Linked DNA regions of Homo sapiens: all the other regions are linked to region 1. The links are chromatin loops, found by intact Hi-C in ENCODE. Cell type or tissue: endothelial cell of umbilical vein. All regions are shown on one strand.

Region 1 (8,000 bases):
CTTTTCTGCAGCCTGGCTGCAGAAAAGCCTATTTTCACCTGGCTTAACATTTTTCTTGTTTTCAGACTGGGTCACCAAGCCAATGATTTTATTCCATGCTCTTTGAATCCACTGTGGTCATCAGTCATTTTCTCCTGAAGAAAATCACACACTCCCTTGTATCAGTGACCTTTCCTGAGGTCTGAGCATATATATCATTTCTAGGACATGTTTTCTTTAACTGAATACAGTCTCGCATACTGGGGATAAGGTTTGGGGATTGCTATGATTTAGATGTATCCCTTCCAAACTTCAGGTGTTGCCAACGTGATAGTGATATTAAGAGGTGAAGACTTGGCTGGGCGCGGTGGCTCACGCCTGTAATCCCAGCACTTTGGGAGGCTGAGGCAGGCGGATAAGTTGAGGTCAGGAGTTTGAGACCAACCTGAGCAACATGGTGAAACCCTGTCTCTACTAAAAATACAGAAATTAGCCAGGTGTGGTGGCGGGCGCCTATAATCCCAGCTACTTGGGGAGGCTGAGGCAGGAGAATTGCTTGAACCCAGGAGGCAGAGGTTGCAGTGAGCTGAGAGCATGCAACTGCACTCCAGCCTGGGTGACAGAGCAAGACTCTGTCTCAAAAAAAAAAAAGAAAAAAAGAGGTGAAACCCTTAAGAGGGGATTAGACCATGAGGGCTCCACCCTGAGGACTGAGACTAGGTGCCCTTATAAAAGGGCTTGATGGAGGGAGTAAGTCCCTCTTGCCCTTCTGCCTTCCACCGTGTGGCACCATCTTGGAAACAGAGACCAGACCCTCCCCAGACAACAAACCTGCCAGTGCCTTGGTCATGGACTTCCCAGCCTCCAGAACTGTGAGAAATAATTTCTGTTCTTATAAATTACCCGGTCTATGGTACTTTGTTATGGCAACACAAACAGACTAGGAGAAGGATTAAAACAGCAGTTGTTCCAGAACAGTTTCTTCCAACATTATGCTGATTTTCTTTTTTCTTGGACGCTTTTTTACAAGTTGCACTTTTTAAATGTGATATTCTCCTACTCTTGCTGAGGCCTCTACTCCTCTTTTCTTTCATACATTTTTGTCTGTGGTGCAAAACTGACACTTTTTTGTTTCTCTAATGCGAGCAACAATAACATCTAATTAATATGCAGCTACACTCAGGCCGAGGCAGAAACCCTTCCATCTGCTGTTCTGCGATAGCTGCTTCCCCTTTTGCTCACTTATGTTCTTTTTAGCTTATTCTGTGCCCTTTAAATTGCCTTCCTAAAACATAGAATTCCACATCAACTCAAAATTAGTTTAGAAAATAGATGGTGCTTGGTAAGTTCCAAACTATAAAATCCTGCCCATCCTCGGCAGTCTGGGGCTTACACCATTAAACATTAAGTGGTAGCAGATGCTTCCTGCCTGGGACTCAATTTCTAGGCCTATGTTTCGTTACTCCTTCTAAAAGATAGATTTTTTTTCTCTTTTTTCAGTCATTGAAAAAAAAAAAACAAAACACTAGGTTTTGGCCAGGTGCGGTGGCTCATGCCTGTAATCCCAACCGGGAGGCTGAGGCGGGTAGGTCATAGTCCAGGAGTTAGAGACTAGCCTGGGCAACATGGTGAAACCCTGACTTTACAAAAAAATACAGAAATTAGCTGAGCATGGTGGCATGTGCCTGTAATCCCAGCTACTGGGGAGGCTGAGGTGGGGGAATTGCTTGAGCCCTGGAGGTGAAGGTTGCAGTGAGCTGTGATCACACCACCGCACTCCAGTCTAGGCGACAGAGCCAGACCCTGCGTCAAAAACAGAAAACAACAACAACAACAAAAAACACTAGGTTTAAATAAAATGTAAACTTCTGTACGGCGGCGGGGAGAGGGGGGTAGTTTTGTGACAGATGTCTTGTTTTCAAAAACCTAATTGAGGAATGGGCTGCCATTTGTCTTCCCATCATTAGAAACTCAATCCTGCATGTCCTGGGGAGCCCAGTTGTAAACCTTAGTTTTTTTAGAAGGATGATGATTCCCCGCAAAGCCAGGCTGGCACTGTAGAAATCCACAGTCAGAAAGAACCACAAACCAACTCCCCTGGGTGGCGTGGTCCAGGCATCGCTTTATTTAGATGAATTCACACAGAGGTGCTATAGTGTGGTCTGGGCATATGATTATATGGTTTCGATGTCATGGAAACTTACAGGAAGTCAAGAGTGCTGTGAATCCCAGCTCACACATTTGCTGTGTCTACCTCAGTTTCCCTTTTTCTCAAATTGGCGGTGTAACTAGTTCTTATTTTGTAGGTATTCTAGTCCCCAAATTTCTTTTTAAAGAAACATGAGAATTTACTATAAATGCTACATAAATCCCAAGTTCGAAGTGCCTTTGGGCTAAAACCAGCTTTGAAGTGAGGCAAGAACTCAGGCTCCCTTCTCTTTTCTTCCCCGAAGATCCTAAGAAGAACACACAGCCATGGCTAGACCAGGGGAGCCAAGGAAAAGGAAGAGAAATGGTTACTTTCACTTTGTTCTTTAAGCCCTTGAAAGAGAGGTGACTCAGTGTGCCTCAGGAAGGGAGGATCCATCTAGCTTTCAGCATTTTCCAAGGTCCTTTTTGAGATGGGCACCAAAGTGACAGGCTCAAAGGAAGGCTTTCTTTCTTTTTTTTTTTTTTGAGATGGGGTCTTGCTCTGTCGCCCAGGCTGGAGTACAGTGGCGCGATCTCGGCTCACTGCAACTTCCGCCTCCAGGGCTCAAGCGATTCCCCCACCTCAGCCTCCTGAGTAGCTGGGATTACAGGCATGCGCCACCACGCCCAGCTGATTTTTGTATTTTTAGTAGAGACGGGGTTTCACCATCTTGGCCAGGCTGATCTTGAACTCCTGACCTCGTGATCCACTCACCTCGGCCTCCCAAAGTGCTGGGATTACAGGTGTGAGCCACCACACCTGGCCAGAAGGCTCTCTTTCTAATGTAAACTTTCACTGGCAGTCAGAAGGTGTCACTTACCAGAGTATTCTAATTCTTAGCAAATCGTCATTGCACATAAAGTGAACACAGTACCACATCTCCACGCATTAGACACATCGTCACTGAAACCATGCAGCCTCATTCAGAAATGACCTTGTGTCTGAGAGCTCATCTTCCTGGAATCATTTTAGTTTGATCCTTTCAAGGCTGTGAGATTTATTTTCAAGTATTATTTTTCTTTTCAAAAGTTATTCATAATTCAATTTAATTTTAAAAGCTTCATATACACATATCTACACAGATATGCACACGTACACTCACGCCTGGTACAAATCCAAATACTATACAAGGGTTCTCCACATAAATGTCCATCCCAGCCAAACAGCACTGTGTTACCAGTTTCCCGTGTCTCATTCCAGAGCCGTTCTATGCATAAAATATATATTTTTAGGTATTTTTTAAGAAGATGTACTGTTTAATTTTAAAGCTACTTTAGCATAAGACAAGGTAAAAAAGTAGGAACCTATAGATTAAAAAAGAAAAAAAAGGGCCTGGGGTATAATTGTTTTAAATGACGTGTTGATGTGTTGAGTTTAAAAATATTTTGATGTGTTCCAATGCATGGAAAACAAGATGGTCTGAAATCATTGTCCTGAACAAACTGTCCAATGTGATTACATATTTTGTGTGTGTACCTTGGCAAGGTCACGTTAACAAGTTTACATAATAATATACAGAAAACAGGAAGCCACCCAATAGACTGGAGTGAGCAGGGAGGGACAGGGAGGAGCAGAAAGACCGTCTCAAGAACTGCCACTTAGAGAAGAGGTGCTGAGAAGGAAAAGAGGTGAGCCGAGCGAGGTAAACAAAGCCTCAGGCCCATGCTTTCCAACAGGATTGTCTGCAATGGTGGGAATGATCGCGTCTGCGCTGTCCAATATGGTAGCCGCTAGTGCTGTTGAACACTTGCAATGGAACCAGCGAGACTGAGGGATTGAATTTTTATTTTAATTTTGTTTTACTTAATTTGAATTTAAACAGCCACATGGGGCAGTGGTTACCATACTAGATCGTGTTGCTCTGGGGTTTGTAACATCTTGGGAGGCATCAATGGGCTTAGAGAACTAAGAATGGAAAGGGGGCAGAGGATAAACATGGGGTAAATAAAAGCAGAAGAGGAAAGAAGGAGGGCAAGGAGCAGGAGAAAGAGTGACATTCAAGTGGAAAGGCATAGACTGAGAGGAATAATTGTCTTAAGTGATGAGTGGCCCCTGATCTCACTTGCTGAGACCTTCTGGTGTGATTCTGAGGTCTTCTGCAACCGCACACAGAAACAGTCTCTTCTAGAGCAATACTGTACTTGCTTACCCTGGGAGGCCTGTAGGTCTTCATCTCCTTATCTTATTGTGAAGGGAGCAAGGGTACACAATCCCAGGGACTCCCCTACTCCATTGTGTGAAATAAAATAGTTTACTCCAAGAAAACCCCACAGTTTTGATACTCCACTAGGTGTCACCATTAGCCAAAATGAGCTTTTATTTTTTATCGTTTTTAACCTGCAGAATTTGGTGAGTTTCTTCTCTGGGTCTATTGTTGATCTTTACAATTCATTTAGGTATTTTCCTACTTTGTCACAGACAAAGCAAAGTGGCTTGCGCTCCTGGAGGCTACCCAATAGGGATACTCATTCTAATTTGGTTTATTTTTCGTTGCAGTTAAAACTCAGTTACTAAGGCCGGATGTTGTGGCTCATGCCTGTAATCCCAACACTTTGGAAGTATGAGGCAGGAGGACCGCTTGAGACCAGGAGTTCCAGATTGGCCTGGGCAACATAGTGGGACCCCCATCTCTACAAAAAATTTTTAAAAATTAGCCAGGCATGAGGGCGTGCAACTGTAGTCCCAGCTACTTGGGAGGCTGAGGTGAGAGGAGCATTTGAGCCCTGAGCCCAGGAGATTGAGGCTGTAGTGAGCCATAATTGTGCCACTGCACAGACAGAGCTCTAGACCTTTTCTAAAAAAAAAAACAAAACAAAACAAAACAAAAAAACTTCTGCTAAATACCACAAATGTGTGTGTGTACACACGTGCTCGGCTTCCCAAAGTGCTGGGATTACAGGTGTGAGCCACCATGCCTGGCTAACATTCATTCTTAAATATTTACTGTGTGCTATGCAGGGGCCCCATGTACACTGCACAACTCTGGGGATGGGAGCAGAGGGCACAGTTTGCACAGACCTCAATGTAAATAGTGTTTCCTGAAGTTGTGCAGCCTAGCAGCTCTGCAAGACTCTGGTCTGGGCCATAAGAACTGTATTAGTCCATTTTCATGCTGCTGATAAAGACATACCCAAGACTAGGTAATTTATAAAGAAAAAGAGGTTTAATGGACTCACAGTACCACATGGCTGGGGAGGCCTCACAATCATGGTGGAAGGTGAAATGCATGTCTTACATGGTGGCAGACAAGAGAGAATGGGGGCCAAGAGAAAGGTGAAACCCTTTATAAAATCATCAGATCTCGTAAGACTTATTCCCTACCACACGAACAGTATGGGGGAAACCGCCCCTATGATTCAGTTATCTCCCTCCAGGTCCCTCCCACAACACATGGGATTATGGGAGCTGCAATTCAAGATAAGATTTGGGTGGGGACAGCCAAACCATATCAGGGACAAAATCATGAGGAAGATATGGGCCCTGCTTTTTCCATCCTCTCTGTTCTATTTCTTAGGAGAGTTCCTTAGTCTAAAACCTTCTTTGTAACTAGAAATATCTATGCCCTATATAAATTCTCAGAGTTATACATGTAACAGTTAGCTTTCCCTTCTATCCTTGTAAAAACAACTAAAGTTTAGTTCCTTTTCAGAGAAGTAACACCTCTCCCTGAGCATTATTTTATTAATAAGGCAAAGTATTATTCCAGCTGGATAAATCAAGTCATGGCCTTTGCCCTTGGGAAATTCAATAAGATCCAAAATAAAATCCTTAAGTTTTGCATATCTAAATTTGGCCTTTGAACAGAAGAGGAGTAGTAGCAATTGAACATGAATCTGGGGATCAGGACCCCTAGAATCTAGCCTGACTAGGCTTTCTTGGGGAATGTACCAGTTAGGTTGGGGGTAAAACAAACCACCCCAAAGCTTAGTGGCTTAAAGCAATGAACACTCATCATTTTTCATGATTCTGTGAGTCAGTTGAGCCGTTCTGATCTAGGCTGGTATGCAGATCGGAGGTGTGTAGGTGGCTCAACTGGGGTTGGCTGGCCTCCCTCACATACATGAAATTGACAGGCTGGTTAGTTGAGGAGGACTTAGCTGGGATGGTTTGTCTCTGCTCCATGTGATCTCTCCTCCTCCACTAGGCTAGCCCAGGCTTCACATAATGTTCTCAGCATGGTGGTCTCAGGGTATAAAAGAGCAGCAAGAGAAAGCAAGCTTCAGTGTGCAAGTGCTTGAATATTTCTTCTTGTGTCACATTTGCTCTTGTCCCATTGGCCAAAGAAAGATACATGGCTAAGCCTTGAGTCAGTGCGAAAGGTATTATCCAAGGATGTTGTAGAGAGAGGTATGAACAAATTAAGGACCAGTGTTGTAACAATCTACTGAAAAAATTAATTTAATTTCTCCTTATCTCAGTGTTTACCAAGATGATAATATTAATAACACTTTCTTGACCTACTTGCCAGGAAAGAAAAAAAATAAACACATGGAAGAAACTACTGTATATCATTCAAAGAAAAGGGACAACATAACTATTATTCATCTTACTTCAGTTTACTCATCTACCTTTTTCACGTCTCGTCCACAGCACGGCTAATCTATCTATGGGGCAATTAGGAATCCCACTTAGTGAAAATTCCTATCAAAAATAAAGGTAACAATTTCAAAAGAAAATTTTGTTTGTTTTCATAATTTTCACCAGCAAATTGGTACATTTTATGGGTTGTGTGTAAGGATACCCACTAAGGATGTAACTAGCAGGATTCTTCGAGAATAGAGACCCAGGAATGTCTAACCACAGGATAACTTTCACAATTGCCCTTATATGTTAGACTTGGCAGATACATTTTGGTTTTTTGTTTATTTGTTTGGAGAAGGAGACTTGTTCTGTCACCCAGGCTGGAGTGCAGTGGCACGATCTCCGCTCACTGCAACCTCCATCTCTCGGGTTCAAGTGATTCTCCTGCCTCAGCCTCCCGAGTAGCTGGGATTACAGGCGCCCACCACCATGGCCGGCTAATTTTTGTATTTTTAATAGAGATGGAATTTCACCATGTTGGCCAGGCTGGTCTTGAACCCCTGACCTCAGATGATCCGCCCGCCTCAGCCTCCCAAAGTGTTGGGATTACAGGCATGAGCCACTGCGCCCGGCCTACATTTTGTTTTAAATAATTGCTCAGCATTGTACAAGTTGAACACCTGTTATAGCACTCGGAGGACTTAATCACATAAAGAAAATGACTAGGAGTTTATAGTACATGTTTTCTTTTTTTTTTTTTTTTTTTTTTTTAATGAGATGGCGTCTTGCTGTGTTGCCCAGGCTGGAGTGCAATGGTGCAATCTCGGCTCACTGCAGCCTCCGCCTGCTGGGTTCAAGCAATTCTCCTGCCTCAGCCTCCTGAGTAGCTGATACTACAGGTGCCCGCTACCATGCCCGGCTAGTTTTTATATTTTTAGTAGAGATGGGGTTTCACCATGTTGGCCAGGTTGGTCTCAAACTCCTGACCTCAAGTGATCCACCCATCTTGGCCTCCCAAAGTGCTGGGATTACAGGCATGAGCCACCCCACCCGGCCTACAGTATATGTTTTCATTCCTATTTGCATGGTGCTGAGAATTGCTGAAGATAACACCACTTCTGGAAATTCACACTCAATCTTACTGGAACTGAGATTAGCCAAGAAAAGGATTACTTCATTCTTACTAAAAACTTATCTTTCCTACAAATCGTGGTCTTCATTATTTAACCTGATGAATAAACATTTATTGGGCATCTACTGTGCGTGAAAAACTGAACTAGAGATAGAAATATGGATAAAACACAGTTTT
Region 2 (8,000 bases), 58 kb before region 1:
TGGCCTCTTTATGCAGATTTTTATTGCATTACTTCTGAATAATCATGGATATAGTTCTTCCTATGTGTTTCCATATTAGTTCCCAAAGGAACTATTACTAATTTCGAATGCCACCAATATTGTATCAGTAAATCAATTTTGCTGCAACATCAGGTACATTGAATATTGTTGCTTCAAGGCATTTTTGAAAAGATTTTTAAATAGAGTCCCAAATTTGCTTTCTGCAGCATATCTTTGGATGCCAGTAGGCAGGTTTTTTTTTTTGCACATGTGCTATTTATAATTGCTCTTGTGTAAATGTCTGTTTATATTGTGGTTAAAAATTTGAATGAGTCCCTTGTTTGATGGCTTTTCTTAAAAGAGAGAAAAGCAATAGAAGATTGCATTACTGTAGCCCAGAGGGTCAGAATGGCACATAGGGTGTTACTCATTGGGTTAATAACTGTCTGGAATCTTCCCAAGAAAGCTCAGCTGTTCCAGGATCTAGAGTGCAAGTCTCTTCTGCTGCCCAGAACTGCTAAGCAAGAAAAGTGATTCTATAACACCCTTGGTGTGCTTGATTCAATCATGGAAATGACATTATTTCTCACTGTTTATGAAAAAGAGTTGGACACCAGTCTAGGTTACAATAATGCAAATGAAAGGTATGCGATTGGAGCGTTGTTTCCTAGTGACTTGGAAAAATGCATGGCATCCTTGAGTGTCTCAGTTGGAGAAGGCCTCTTCAGATATGGCCCAAACCAGAGAAGTGAAGTGACTTGCAGAAGCTCACACAGCAAGCCAGAGAAGGACTAAACCCCTAGCTGGCATCTATTTTAAATGAACCTGTGATTCTCTCCTTCCGGGCTTCCTCTCCTCTCCATTCCTTCTTCTTCCACCCATGGCCTGCCTCCTCCCAGCCTGCATAATTACCAAAGCATGCTCTGGGAGTGCCTTCTGCCTTGGGAGTAGGTTTCCTTTTCCTACATACCCTCCAACAAGACCCCTGGGCCTTTCTCTCTGGGAATTCAAAGTACTGTGCCACGCAGTGTTTTGTGCAGTAGCTAAAATATTTTGCCAGCACACAAGATCTTCTCCTCAAAGAGGACTGCGGATGTTAGAAGCTGCGCCTGTGTGAGGGTGGGAGATCTTGACTTTGTCAGGAAGCCTTTTGGTTTAAAATCTCGCTGGGCATGGTGGCTCACACCTGTAATCCCAGCACTTTCTGAGGCCAAGGCAGGTAGATCACCTGAGGTGAGGAGTTCGAGACCAGCCTAACCAGCATGGTGAAACCCTGTCTCTACTAAAATTACAAAATTAGCCAGGCATGGTGGCGCGTGCCTGTAATCCCAGCTACTTGGGAGGCTGAGGCAGGAGAATCACTTGAACCTGGGAGGGAGAGGTTGCAGTGAGCTGAGATCATGCCATTGCACTCCAGCCTGGGCAACAAGAGCTAAACTCCATCTAAAAAAACAAAAACAAAAAAACCCACCTCACTACTATTTTCTGGGAAGATTAGATGGAGAAAAGAACATTTGATTAACACTTACCATGTAGTAGGCACTACCTCCCTTAATTTCCTAAAAACACCTATGAAGTCAGAGATGTAGAAGTGGAGGTTCAGAGAGGTTAGGGAACTTGATCGGCTCCCACAGCTATGAACCATTTGCTAATCCACTGGTTCTGGAAAGGCTGATCAGAATCACCTGGGGCAGGGAGAGTTTCCAACTGGCGCTCACATATGTTTCCCAGTGAGAACAGCTGCACCCTATGGTGCTCAAGGTAGGAGTCGTGTGCCAGGACACCACCCCACAGACGTCCTGGTCTGGACAAGTGTCAACAAACTGATGAGGTATAGCAGGAGCTAGAAATCCATATAGAGGGTTTGTGATAAAGCCAAAGAAAAGAGCATCTGGAAAAGTTCCTTCGGGAAGAAAAAATAGAAGAATCCTAAAGACTGGGGCAAGGGGAGCATAACTCAAGGCCAGAAAAGGGAGAGGCTTTGTGGGTGGGAGGGTGCAAGGGGGCAGGGCCCAGGACAGGCTGACCTACTCCCAGGAAGGATGCTGGGGGTGGGAGGATGTGGCAGGGCTTGGGACAGGGAGGGGGCACCTGGGCAGAATCTCTGTCCACCACACTTGGAACAGGCAGGCAGCAGCTGTGCTAGGCAGAGCACTTGACCAGGAGATTTAAGACGCAGTTCTGGCTGTGTAGCCTCAGACAAGTCACATCAACTGTCTGTGACTTGGTTGCTTTCTCATTAAAAATAGGCATAAAAATAATCTTCTCTGCCTGCCTCTCAGTGGGATTACGGGAACTGACTGAGTTAACTCATATAAAAGTGATAAAAGTGTTTCATAAACTGTGAAACACTATACAAATGTCACAGAAGGATTATTAGATACAGCAGTAAGTTCTAATTCATTATTATTCAGAATTCCAGCAACTCAGCTTGTTCTTGGCTGTGTTTTATTGACAAGGCAGCATCTGATGCCCATTGAGATTCTGCTCATTAAAGCCTGGCACAGAGTGAGGCCTCCCTGTTAGCACCCCTCCCCACCCCAGCTCCTTTGTCCTGATGTTCTTACACCCTCAGTCCAACTAGGATGGATCTCAGCTACATAGAAAAATCTCTGATAGTGGTCTCACTGCCCTTGAAAAAAGCCTAACTCTCATTCTTAAAAAAAGCTTTTGGTGAAAGCTTCATTCATACAAGAATATATATATAACGTGTAAGTATAGTTTAAGGAATAACAATAAAACAAACCGCACACTAAACTTTAGAAAAAATACTACCAGTGCCTGCAAAGCTCCTATTGTTCTTCCCTGATGCATTCTCTTCACTCTCCTATCCTCGATTTTGCATTAATCTTTCTCTTGCTTTTTATTTTTTTGAGATAGGGTCTCACTCTGTCACCTAGGCTGGAGTGTAGTGGTGTGATCATAGCTCATTACACCCTTGATCTCCCGGGCTCAACTGATCCTCCCACTTCAGCCTCCCAGGTGGCTGGGACCACAGGCACATGCCACCACACCTGTTTACTTTTTTGTTTTTATTTTTAGAGATGCAGTTTCACTATGTTACCCAGGGAGGTCCCAAACTCCTGGAGTCAAGCAATCCTGCCTCAGCCTCCCAAAGTGCTGGGATTATAGGCATGAGCCACTGCATTCAGCCTCTCCTACTTTTGAGAAAGAGCTTTACCTTATAAGTATTATCCCTAGTTTTTCTTGCCTCTAAACTTTTATCAAGGGAATCATACTGTAAGTATTCTTTTATAACTTGCTTTTCACATCTGTGATCTATGTTGATGGGTACAGCTGTAGTTTATTCATTTTCATAGCTACATAGTTTCCACTATGGGACTGTGTTAGAATTTATTCCTCCTACAGCAAATGGACATTTGAGTTGTTTCCAATTTGGGACTATTTTAAACCATGCTTGTTTATTTCTCCTACTGCCTATATATGAGAGTTAATATTTATCTAGAAGTGGAATTACTGAGTCATAAGGTATGCGTGTCTTTAATTTTATCAGATAAGGCCAAACTGTTCCAAGTGGTGGTAACAATCAACTCTCCTACCAACCATGTATGAGAATTCTCATTGTTCTACATCCTTGCCCCTGCTTGATTGCCTGTGTTTTAAATTTCTGCCAGCCTCGTGGCTGTGGAATTGTATCTAATTTTTATTTTAGTTTGCATTTCCCTTATTACTAAGGAGGCTGACCATTTTTTCATATGTTGGTGGTCTTTTTGTATTTCCTTATCCCTGAAATGCCTGTTCATGTCTTTTCCCCATTGAAAAAATTAAATTGTTCATTCTTATTGATTTGTCGAAGTTTTAAAAATAGATTCTGGACAGGAATTCTTTGCCAGGTGTAGGTGTTACAGTGATCGAGTCCAGTCTCTGGATTGTCTTCTCTGTGTCATGTTTTTTTATGACTAGAAGTTCTTAATTTTAGTGAAGTCACCCTTCCTCTTTTCCTTGAACTTTTGGTGTCTTGTTTAAGAGTGATTTTTTACCCGAGGCCCTAAAAACGGTCTGGATTTTCTTCTAAAAGTTTCAACATTCCAAATGTCTTTCTTGGGACTGCTCTGCCTACTGAGCTCCTGAATCTTTCCACAAAATGCTTCTGCAAGCCAGAGGTTATTTCTATTCCAGTGGGCCTCCTCTCTGCACAGAGGGCCCCCGAGTTCTGCCAAGTGCCCAGAGAAAGGCTCCATTCACCGGGCGGGCTGCTCTCCATGGCCGTGAGTGTCCCGCGCTCTCTGCCGACCGCGGGCCCCTAGGAGGAGCCTTTGCTCCAGGCCTGGAGCTCCCTCCCCAGGCTCCTCTTGCACCCGGCTCCTGGCCGGGGAAGGGGAGCCCTTGCCTCCTGCAGACGGTGGGAGCGGCATCTCCTTTGCACCGAGCCAGGATCTCTGCATGGGGCCACCGCACTTGGGCCTCGCTAGCCTAGTCCGGCCCCTGACCCGCTGGGGCTGGGCCCCTCTTCCCATTCCTGCTCCCTCAGTCCTGCTTTCAAATCTACTGTCTTACCTCCTGCTCGGACGCCTTTCTTGGAATTCTCTTGATTCCTCCCTTGTCTTTTAGGGAGGCCCCGCAGTAACATTCTTTTATGGGTCAGATGCTGCTGAGGTTTCAACCTATCCCAAACTGTTGCAGGATGTAACTGACGAAACTGCAGGCTCCCCAAAGGATCAGACACTAGGGAGCCACAAAAGGTACAAAACCGAAGGGGGCACCGCATGTTTCAATGTTTGATTTTGCCTCACATTTCCCGCTCCACCAGTTAATAGCTGGCTCCACGGTTTCCTCTTTCTTCAGTTTCCTTATCTGGAAGACTGAGTTAATAATCACTACCTTACAGTTTTCGTAAGGATGAAGTAAGATAACTTGGGTAAGGTTCACGGTGCCTGGCACATAATAGGGACCCACAAATATTAGTTTCTCTTTGTCTTAGTTTGAGATCCCAAAATACACAGCCAGAGGCCAAGCTTAGGCACAAATGCTTTTTTGGTTGGTTTCATCTCACGGAAGCAAGAGTGGAGAACAAAGAGAAATGAGGCAGGCAGGCAGGCAGGCAGGAACCACAGATCCAGGGAGGTGTGGAGGGGCCAGAGCAGATCAGGGGCCATGCGGGGTTTCTCTGGACAGGCTGCGTGGAGACCCTGGAGGAGAGGAGAGCACTCTACCTGCCAGTGCCTGCCCACCTCCTATCTCTCATTAATCAAAGTTCACCTTTTGGGAGGCTGATTCCCCTGCATTCTAGGCTGTTTCCCTGGGAGCCCTTCTGGAGGACTTCTCAGAAAGCCAGACCTGCCTCAGGTCTGGGTGCCTGAGCTACTGCAGCTCGTGTTGCAGCGCGAAGGATGGGAACTGCACCACACCCTGACCCTTGTCCTTAGGGGAGCCCGAAGCAACCAGTGGCATTAGTAGATGCAGTGATGGTGGTGGTTGTTAGGAATCCATGACCTCAGGAACAATGTGAGTTACCAATAGCGTGTCTGGCATTGGTGGGTTCTTGGTCTCACTGACTTCAAGAATGAAGCCACGGACCCTCACGGTTAAGTGCTACAGTTCTTAAAGGTGGTGTGTCTGGAGTTTTTTCCTTCTGATGTTTGGATGCGTTAAGAGTTTTTTCTTTCTGGTGGGTTCATGGTCTCGCCAGCCTCAGGAATGAAACTGCAGACCTTCCCAGTGAGTGTTACACCTCATAAAGGCAGCGTGAACCTAAAGAGCAAAAAAAAAAAAAAAAAAAGGAAGCTTCCACACTGTGGAAGAAGATCCTAGGGAGTTGCCACTGCTGGCTGGCGCAGCCTGCTTTTATTCCCTTATCTGGCCCCACCCACATCCTGCTGATTGGTCCATTTTACAGAGAGCTGATTGGTCCGTTTTGACAGAGTGCTGATTGGTGCATTTACAATCCCTCAGCTAGACACACAAGTTCTCCAAGTCCTCACTAGATTAGCTAGACACAGAGCACTGATTGGTGCATTTACAAACCTTGAGCTAGCCACAGGGTGCTGATTGGTGTGTTTACAAACCTTGAGCTAGACACAGAGTGCTGATTGGTGTATTTACAATCCCTTAGCTGGACATAAAGGTTCTCCAAGTCGCCACCACATTAGCTAGATACAGAGTGCTGATTGGTACATTTACAAACCTTGAGCTAGACACTGATTGAGTGCTGATTGGTGTATTTACAATCCCTTAGCTAGGCATAAAGGTTCTCCAAGTCCCCACTAGACTCAAGCCCAGCTGGCTTCACCTCGTGGATCCTGCACCGGGGCCGCAGGTGCAGCTGCCCGCCAGTCCCGCCCGTGTGCTGCGGAGCAGGAGGTGGTGCTCCTCAGGGAGGCTCGGGCCCTGCGGGGTTGGGAGAAGGACAGGAAGGAAGGCTCGGGCATGGCGGGCTGCAGGTCCCAAGCCTTGCTCCGCCGGGAGGCAGCTGAGGCCCAGCGAGAATTCCAGCGCAGCGCCGGCAGGCCGGCACTGCTGGGGGACCCAGCGCACCCTCCACAGCTGCTGGCCCGGGTGCTAAGCCCCTTACTGCCCAGGGCCAGCAGCACCGGCCGGCCGCTCCCAATGCACGGCCTGCCAAGCCCACGCCCGCCCGCCGAGCCCACGCCCACCCGGAACACCCGCTGGCCAGCGATCGCCGCCTGCAGCAGCCCAGTTCCGGTCCCTGCCTCTCCCTCCACACCTCCCCACAAGCAGAGGGAGCTGGCTCCGGCCTCGGCCAGCCCAGAGAGGGGCTCCCTCAGTGCAGAGGTGGGCTGAAGGGCTCCTCAAGCGTAGCTAGAGTGGGCGCTGAGGCCGAGGAGGTGCCAAGAGCGAGCGAGGGCTGCCAGCACGCTGTCACCTCTCAATAGGACCAGTCTGGCCAAGGAGCAGGGTGAGGGGCCCAGGTGCGGGATGGGAAAGGCAGGTGAGCTGAGTGGATCTGTGGTGTGAGTAGACTGCATTTGGTACACCTGTCACTTTTCTTGTGCTCATGCAAGCTCTGCTTCCCAGGACATCTAACACCAGGCATATTCACATTCATCGAATACCAATAGGGGTACAGAGATGAAGGAAGCAGGCATGAGGTCTATGGTTTCATGCACTAAAAAATATTGTATTTCAGAAGGATGGGGTGTTTTTGCTCACATCATTGTCCAGTGCAGGTCAGTGGTTCTCCCGAGTGGCTCTCCTCCATGTGGTGACTCAGGGACCCCGGCTGTCTTCATCTTCTGAAACCATCATCTATACCATCTCAGTCACTGTGAAAGGGGCAGAGAGGATTGACGGCTCTCATGAGAGCTTTTAAGGGCCACATCACTTCTGCCTACATTTTCTCTGTTAGAATTCAAGTTCAAACCCAATCTAACAGCAAAGGAGTCCAGGAAAAGTAGTTTTCCTTTGTGTCTAGGAAGAGGAACTGCATAGGAAAACACAGCATTGTCTCTACCACAGAATAAAGAGAAGTTAAGGTATGACTTCTGTCTCAGAGGATCTCAGGATCTAGCTGGGGAGAAAGAGCAACTCGAAGGAAAAGTTGAATCACAACACATGATTGCAAATGCTGTGTCAACAGTATTCGGAAAATAGCAATAATAGTGAAAAAAAACAGGCCCAGCACAGTGGCTCATGCCTGTAATTTCAGTACTTTAGGAGGCTGAGGCGGGAGGATTTCTTGAGTCCAGAAGTTCGAGGCCAGCCTGGACAACATGGTGAAATCCCGTCTCTACAAAAATACAAAAATTAGCCAGACATGACAGCAGGTGCCTGTAATCCCAGATACTTGGGAAGCTGAGGCGGGAGAATTGCTTGAACCCAGGAGGCGGAGGTTGCAGTGAGCTGAGATTGCGCCGTTGCACTCCAGCCTGGGCGACAGAGCAAGACTCCGTCCCTCCCCCTCTCCCCGCCCCCCCCCCCCAAAAAATACTGTAAGAGTTCATAGGACCAAGAGTGGACCAGAATAGTTGGATAAGGGTTTATGGAGAAGGTGGGACTCGAATTGGATTTCGAAGGATGGG
Region 3 (8,000 bases), 560 kb after region 1:
AGCACAAAGGACAACCAGCCCCGCCATGCAGGGGCTGAGTCTCCTTCCTGCCAGACTCGTCTCTGTAGCTTTCAGTGATTCCCTGCCCGAGGAAATGTCTTCCCCCTGCTGCTACTGCTGCTTCGAAATCAACGCTTTTGTGGGGCCACAGGGAAAAGTCAGAGACTGAGCACAACACACCAGGTCAGGGATGGTGCCATTTAGTCCCAGGAGCAGAAAAAAGACCAGGACTGTCCTGTGCCCTCCCCCACCTTCCAATCCCTGGGGTCCTGAGCTCCACGCTCATGCCTCCAGTCAAAATAGTTAAAGATTTCCATCCTAAGTGATGATGAACAGGAAAAACAAACCCATACCATACCACATACCCAAATACCAGACATTCCTCACATGGTTTGCTGTGTAGGTGATTGGCCACAGACTTCTCTAGCTTCTCAGAGCGCAGGGATGGAGACTAGGGGTGGGGAGACCTGTGCCCCGACCGCTCATCCCAGAGTCTAGAAACAGGACTGGGATGGCTGCTGTCTGTAATAAGTCTGCTATCCTTTTCCATACCCATCAAGTAAGCCATATACTGGAATCCGGGTGTTACCAACATCACACTCTAGAGATGCATCAAAAAGTAAACATTTGTTGAAGACCTACTGTGAGTCTGGCACCACGTTAGGGGCACGAGTGCTCAGTTAACTCTTGAAAGTGGACGCAGTGGGGTTTTCATTGGTCACATTTTCAAGATTGCTTTCATGTAGGTGTGAAGGAAAACGGAACAAAATTTCGCTGCATGCCTAGTATGTGGTCAAATGCTTGTTGGCCTTTTCCCATGCGACTGCTACCTGGCATTAGTTAGGGCACCTTGGCTGCAAGCCCAACTCTGTCTGGCTTAAATGTGGCAGAAGTGTATCTGGTTAGTGATTGGGAAGCCTGGAAGAATTAGGTTAGACAAACCGATCGACACTGCCACCAAAGATACAGATTCTTCGATTGCCTTCATTCCACCATCCTTGCGGGAGGCTCCACGATGAGGCTGGTGCTGATTGTGGTCAGAAAGTGGCTTTTTCATTCACTACTGATAGGGAAGAGAGAGCCTGTTGGGGATATATGATAGACATTGTGCTTGACTTCCCAACATCGACTCCCCTCTGCCTTGTGGAGTGCAGCAATATTTTGGGGACTTGGCCTCAAGTCAAGGATAACACCGTTTTCATTGGTCACATTTTCAAGATTGCTTTCATGTAGCTATGAAAGAAAAGGGAATAATTTTTTTTTTTTTTTACTAAAAGAATAGATTTTTATTAAGCGCTGTAAGTTTCTAGCAGCATTAACAGAACAACAGGCCAATTTCCATCACAGAACAACTCCTGAGGCATTCTCATTCCTTTCTGAAACTCTTCCATGAACTCCTGCAGTTCCCCCAAAGAAGCATCCATGCAAACTTAGATGAATAAACTATGGAGCTTTTGTGGTGAGGTGGGCCAAAAAAGCAGGGAATTTGGAATCTGGGAGTAGGAAAGAGAAATACATATTATCCACTCAGTAAACTGTCAAGAATGTGTTTCCTCTTATCTCCAGCAGATATTTTCTCTTATCTCCTTGGCCAGAATCAGGTTATATGTCCATTCCAGAACCAGTCACTAGCAGGGGGAATGGTATTATCCTTGACTTGAGGCCAACTCCCCCCAAATATTGCTGGACTCCATAGGCAGAGGGGAGTAGATGCTGGGAAGTCAAGTACACTGTCTATCAACAGGCGTGAAAGCTAAGACTTGCTCAGAGCCATGTCTCTCTGACGTTCAAAGCCCTTGTAGGTTCTTTTCACTTCATTGTACTACATGAGGCAAGAAAAGGGAAGGAAGGATTAGGGAGTTGAATTTCAAGTGCCCTTTTGGAGCATGCAGCTGCAGGAGGAAACTCTGCTTCTTAAAGTACCCTTTCCCCTCTACCTTTCCCTTCTTTTTCAGATGGTCCTCACATCCCACTGGCATTCAGACCAGGGGCACCGTTGTGTAGGGATTGGCTCACACCGTCCAAGGTCCTCTCAATATTTCAGTAACAACTCCCTTTGGCGGGGCATGATGGCTCACACCTGTAATCCCAGCACTTTGGGAGGCTGAGGTGGGTGGATCGCTTGAGGTCAAGAGTTTGAGACCAGCCTGGGCAACATGACAACACCCCGTCTCTACTAAAATACAAAAATTAACTGGCTGTGGTGGCGGGTGCCTGTAATCCCAGCAACTCTGGAAGCTGAGGCAGGAGAATTGCTTGAACCTGGGAGGCAGAGGTTGCAGTGAGGCAGGATCGCGCCATTGCACTCCAGCCTGGGCAACAGAGCAAGACTCTGTCTCAACAAACAAACGACTCCTTTTGAGCTGGAGCCTGTCTTCTGGATTTTGCTGGACAATGGGGAGAGTTACCAGGAGGTGGCAGGATATTTAGGATCAAGTTGTGTTTCCTTGCAGCTGTTTCAGGAAGGAAACCCTAGGAAAGCGATTTTCAGAGAAACTATTTTAGTCTTAGGCAATAATGTTGCCCTGTGGCATGGCAAGGCCACGGGGAGGTGGGGAGGAGGAAGAAGACAGCTGTGGTGGGTGGTAGGTGTTTGGGAACAGGCTTTTTTAGTTTGTTCAAGCTCAAATCAGCCAGAGTTCAAAGCAGCTGACACCAAGCAGGTCATAAACACGAGTTACAAACTGCATGGTCTGAAGTTTTCTCCCAGGCAATCAATCTTTATTAAATATCTCACATGTCCAAGGCTTGGTTTTGGGTGCTAGGGAGGCTGCATGAGATCCCTGCCTCCGACCTAGATGAGGCTGCTGCACAGGCGAAATACTACCTAGTAACACTAGACGGGATATGTGACATGCTAAGAGGGGAGGAGAGACAGTAATTGCAATAGGATTTGGGAGCAGTGTTTCCCAAGGTGTGATCTTTGGAATATCTGTCCCTCAAAATATACTGAAATTAAAAACTGCTCCAAGGGCCTCCAAATTGGGGCAACCCCATATATTATAGGCTCCTTTTGGAGATATCCAGTGCATATGAGTATCTTAAAGGCTCCAAGAAGTCTCATAGAGACTTATTAAATTATTAACCTATTTACCTTTCATAGCCTGATTTCTGATACTTATTTACCCATGAAACACCTCCTTTTTCTCTCCAGGAAACAGGGCTACCCGATCTATCGGTGTCCTATGGAACCACACTGCCCCCTGTGGTCAGAACCACCTGGGATGCAGAACAGCAAGGACTGCAAACTTGGGTGCAGAGGGCTTTCCTCCACGCAACCCAGGAAGCTCCGTGATTGGCAAACTGCTCTGTCAGGATCCATCGAATCAGCAAACATAGGTGCCTCTAGGATGCAAACCAGGGAACAGGACTGTTATGTGGCTTGCTGGTAGCCAAGCAAAATGCCCCGATCCATCAGGTGAGCTGATGATGAGCTTGCAGACATTGGAGAATGTAGCACTGAGGCAGAGTGGCAGCCAGCCTGAAAGGTTTGTCATGTCTTCCCCTGCTTCCCTGGCCCCTTATTCCTTTGGAACGGAGCCCTGATTCCAAGGAGTGCAGGCCCTGCCAGACAGCCTTTGTCCCTACCTGTCCCTCCAGGTTTAGGCCTTGCATGGTCCTCTCCCCGTATCCCTCCTTCCTGCCTGCATGCCTAACACCCTAAATGTTCTCTCTGCTCTGTTCAGTAGCCCAGGCTACTTCCCATCCTTTGAGAATCTACTCCAGCCCACCTCCTCCTCAGTCCTACCCTCCCAAGGACCCGCCCTGAGGCTGGAGTCCTGCTGGCCTCCCACCACACTGGATAACTTGGCATTGCTCTCATTTCTCCTTGCAGGAGACGGGCTTCTCCAGGGTGGTCTGAGATCTCTGGAGGGAAGAACCGTGCCTTGCCTTCTCCTTCCATCTCCTCTCATGCCCATAGAGTCAGGGAGCTGAGAGGACACCAGCCCATCTCTGCCCCGGAGCCTCTAAGCACCTCTCCCTTCCTGCTTTTCCAAATGCCTCTGCAACACCAGGGTGCTGGGCGCATGGGACTGAGGGCCTCCCTCTGGGCCCCTTCTCACCCTGGGCTACCCCAAGTCTTGGACCCCATGTGGAACATGGTCAGCCTTCTGATGAGTCCAGAAAGCATTTCTCCAACATTTAGTTGTGAGCTTAAGGGAATTAAACTTCTCTTTCTGAAAATAAGCTGCAGATTATCCTGAGAGAGGCCCAAACAGGCAGGAGGCTCTGAATATGGCCGCAAGAGCTCAGGCTGTTACTGCCCCTCCTAGGTGCCAGCCCACACAGGCAGGGTTTTCCGCCCACCACCCCCAGGTCAGCCTGGCCATAGAGGGTCTGGGCTGGGGCTTCTCCCCTTGGGGAGTTCAGGCAGCAGAACTCCTGCAATTGTGCTCTGCTTGGGGTGGAAGGTGTTCAGATAAAAATGCCTGGTGGAGTATCTCGGAACCACAGAACTACCTGTGAACGCTGTGGTTTTAAACCCAGGATAGAGCTGTGGTCTGAAAACAGGGTTTTGGAGACACTCAGTGGGAATAAAGTAAAGCAAGGCTCTCTGTGACTGCATGATACAGAACAAGCTCGGTAGCACGGGCTCACTCAGTGGTCTCAGAATGTCTTCTTCTTCCCCTCACCAGACATGTGCAGACTTGGCCTCTCCTGCAGCCCCCACCAGCCCCTATGGTCTCTTTCCCTACTCGCCCAGGAGCCCCCAGCACATCCCAGGTTCTGCCATATGCACACAGTTCCGTCTGCCCCCAGCTCCCTCTCCCTGTGTCTGCCTGCTTAATATCTATCCCACTAGCCAGGTCTGACTGAGGTTCTCCCTATGCTCTTGATTTAAAAAAAAAAAAAAAGCTTTGGAAACAAATTGGAATTTCAATCCTTGCTTTGCCACTCACTAGCTGGGTGATCTTAACATAGTGGTTGGGAGATCCCCGTTCTGCTAGCTGTGTGGCCTTGGGCAAGTTACCTAACCTCTCTGTGCCTCAGCCTTGCTGGCTATAAAATGGAGATAAGAGCACCCATGCGTTGTACAGGGTATAGTTGTGAGGATTAAATAAAGGTGATAATGGTGCGTGTCTGGCACGTGGTAGGTGTAGGGTAGGTGTTAGCTAACTTAGAGATGGAACGCGGCTCCCCCATCCTACCTCTGGCAGCAGCCCCTCCCACTACAGCATCTCCCACTGGGCAGCTCTGTGGCCCAGCTCACCCTGCTTTGAATTTTTTTTACCTTGGAACCGAATTCATTCTCCAGTTGCTGACCTTTGTTAGTGCATCTCCTGTTTCCATCATGCATTTTCCCTGCACAGAATCTCTCTCCTGATCTCCTGCAGAGTGATTCATCTTATGACTGGACCTGAAGTGCCCTCCCTGACACAAGGCCCCTCACGGTGTGCTCCTGGCTGCCTCCTTGCCGGCCTCAGGGAATTGTTCACCTCCTTAAGCAACTGCCTCTTCAGAAACCCAGGCCTACCTAAGTGCGGTTCCTGCAGCCTGGAGTGCCACCCCCATCCCTTCTCTGCTGGGGAACTCCTATTTATTAGGAGTCGGGCCAAATGTCCTCCTCTTGGAAATCCTTCCCAGCTTCAGGGCTCTGCCCTTTACTCCCACACCCTTGGGTCAATGTTTGCCCTCCCTGGACTGTGACCTCCTCCAGGAATTAGGCTCGGGTCCCCAGAGTCCTACACACAGCAGGGGCTGGGGCACTTCTAAGTTAAGGTCGTAGTTGATGGGTCAGCCTGATTGAGCTGCGTGTGCAGAGGATCTGAACTCCTGCAGACACCACTTCTGCATGAGTCTTGGTTTGCCGCTCTGCAAAATGGCCACACCACCTTCCCCACAGCTGCGGAGGGCTGGGCTCTGGGTGTCCAGCAGCACCGAGCTGACACCCAGGAGGCTCATTAAGTCAGTCAGTCCTCTCACCCCTTCCTGGTCGGCTCAGGCTTCCCACATTCATTTTGGGTGTGGTCAGCTCCAATCTCATTTTTGTTGTTCTTGTTAATCAAAGATATAAAAACCTTCATTATCAACTGGCTTAGAGATCCTAAATCATCCTTTCAAGCGTGAAAAAAAATCTTTCTTATTGGTTGTTAGACATACCAGTGACTCTCTTCGTTGCGATGGTGATTCTTTGACACCCCCTCTTGCAGATTAGAAATGCCTCACACTTTTCTAAGTCTGGCTGCCCCGCCACAAACAAGGACTTCTGGCCCCCAGCAATTCCCAGTCCAAACAGGAAGGAGGGCCTGGCAGTCTCCGGGGGTTGCAGTTGTGGCCTCAGCTGTCAGAAGTGAACCTAACCTTCCTGTGCCAGGACCTGGGTCAAGATTGGAGATGATCCCATATGCACTTCTGTATTCAGCTGTGCGGTCTTCTGACAGAGGCGGTATGTAAAGCCAAAAAGCCCCCTAGCTACTTGTCCAGGACGCCTGCTCCTGGAGTTTCTCCAAGTTAACTCTTGTCAGCAAAGCTACATGAAATTCTGTGGCACCCTGTGGCTCTGCGTCTGTCACTCACTCACACACACGTGCTCTCTCCTGACATACCTCTGGTAACTATGGAGCTAGTCCTCAAGGTGGAATTTTACTCTCATGATAAAGACAGTCTCTTCCCCCTTCTTTTCCATCTTCCTCCCATTCCCATGAGTCCTCCACACAGGTTTGTTCCTTTAAAGGTTTATTTCTGGCAAATAAAAAAAAATAACTTATGTGGTTAGATAAATTAATGTATGTGATTAGATACGACACAGGGCAGAGCTGAACGTTCCTGTTTTCTTCTGGATCTTGAAGGTTGGTGAGAGGCCGCTGAATGAGACCCAGCCTCGTGTTTTGTGGGATGAAGAGATGCAGACAAAGTGACTCAGGTACACTGATGCTCCCTGGAGGGCTGGGAGGTGGGCTCAGAGGAAGAGGCCGAATCCAAACCTTTTTTATTGAAAAGAAATAGCTCTTGTTTGTAGCATTTAAAAGAATCAACCCAAACTCTGCACACACTCATCCGTAGTGACCATAAACATGACATACCAAGCAGAGGCTCAGAAAGATGGAGCAACAGACTGAGGACATTTTCAACATGGTACTTGGGGATACCTTTGGGAAAGATGCCTTCCCCAGCAGAGGCCAGCACTGTGGAGAGATAGGACCAGAGCCACTACTGGCACAGTTGTCAAGATCTTTTGCTTTCTGAACTCTGGGGACCGCTGCCTTTTAGCCTGAGGGGAATGTCTCCAAATTTCTTGGGTTGGTAAGTCTCAGAAGCAGCCAGCCCCTTGGTCAACAGAGGGTACCTTTCCTCCAGGAATCTGAGAATGGAACATGCTGATAGTCTGTGCTGAGATCTTAAGGCCAGCATCCCAGAGGCCTTTCCAGAGCCCAGAACCTCAAAGCTGGGAGAGAAGATTCTGGGGACTATCTGCCAGGGAGGAAACCAAGGCTCCTCGGGGGTCAGCGTGTGAGTTCCCCAGGAGCAGAGACCATGGCTTGCTCACCACTTTTGACCTGTGTCTGGTTCCTTGATGAGGTTTTGGCCTTGGCATCACTTTGGAGGTGGGGTTTACTCTCTTAGGCTATGGTGAATTTTGGTTATAATTTTTTGATAAATTAGGAACAGGCTTTAGTTGCCTGTAAACACACTGACTAAGACAGCCAGAAAGCAAGCAGGTGAGAATCAGAAGAAGCTCGAAGGGTTTTCCCTGATAAAAGCATATGCCGTGAGGCTACAGGCAGCTCATTTCTTAAGGCCCGTGCATAGACTGCAGGCTGGGCAGCTGCCTCTGCAGCCGACCTGGAGGGACTGTGTTGACCGACTGCAGGGCCAACCAGGAATTGAGGAACCTGCCTGCACAGATGGCCAGGGCCACAGCTGGCTGGACACTGGCAAAACTTAAACAAGGGCTGTTCATTGAACTAAATATGACCTCAGCATCCCTATCTAAAGACTCCTGAAAGGCCCAAGTAAAATCTAAATTTTCAAATCACTGGGCAGTTCTGAAATCCAGT

Evidence for each region. A loop is a pair of places that touch in the nucleus more often than their neighbours do. Peaks named below come from ENCODE experiments on the same cell type or tissue, not always from the same donor. Only the 100,000 strongest peaks of a DNase experiment are listed, where the experiment ranks them.
Region 2: a loop joins it to region 1, with 2.3 times the contacts of the local background. A loop is called at or near these places in 5 of 110 quality-filtered maps.
Region 3: it touches region 1 in a loop (5-fold over the local background); 5 of 110 quality-filtered maps call a loop at or near these places.

Annotation. Positions count from the first base shown.
Region 1 is chr15:63,399,451-63,407,450 of GRCh38, reverse strand. All of the region lies in intron 4 of LINC02568 (long intergenic non-protein coding RNA 2568), which reads right to left. Among named protein-coding and RNA genes, the nearest start is that of LINC02568, 13 kb to the right of the region's middle. In endothelial cell of umbilical vein, a CTCF peak has its summit at 4,460 (motif pointing right); a DNase peak (open chromatin) is centred at 4,460.
Region 2 is chr15:63,457,741-63,465,740 of GRCh38, reverse strand. No RefSeq gene overlaps it. Among named protein-coding and RNA genes, the nearest start is that of USP3, 43 kb to the left of the region's middle. In endothelial cell of umbilical vein, no CTCF peak of the experiment used is centred here; a DNase peak (open chromatin) is centred at 3,500; H3K27ac peaks cover 319 bases.
Region 3 is chr15:62,843,293-62,851,292 of GRCh38, reverse strand. TLN2 (talin 2) reads right to left here. Exons shown (of 59, transcript NM_015059.3): 59 at 6,662-8,000. It overlaps LOC105370854 (a long non-coding RNA gene), which reads left to right. Exons shown (of 7, transcript XR_007064671.1): 2 at 3,155-3,418; 3 at 6,153-6,388; 4 at 6,792-8,000. Among named protein-coding and RNA genes, the nearest start is that of MIR190A, 23 kb to the right of the region's middle. RefSeq lists enhancers at 3,724-4,223, 4,224-4,725, 5,407-5,907. In endothelial cell of umbilical vein, a CTCF peak has its summit at 3,215; DNase peaks (open chromatin) are centred at 2,442 and 3,192; H3K27ac peaks cover 3,216 bases.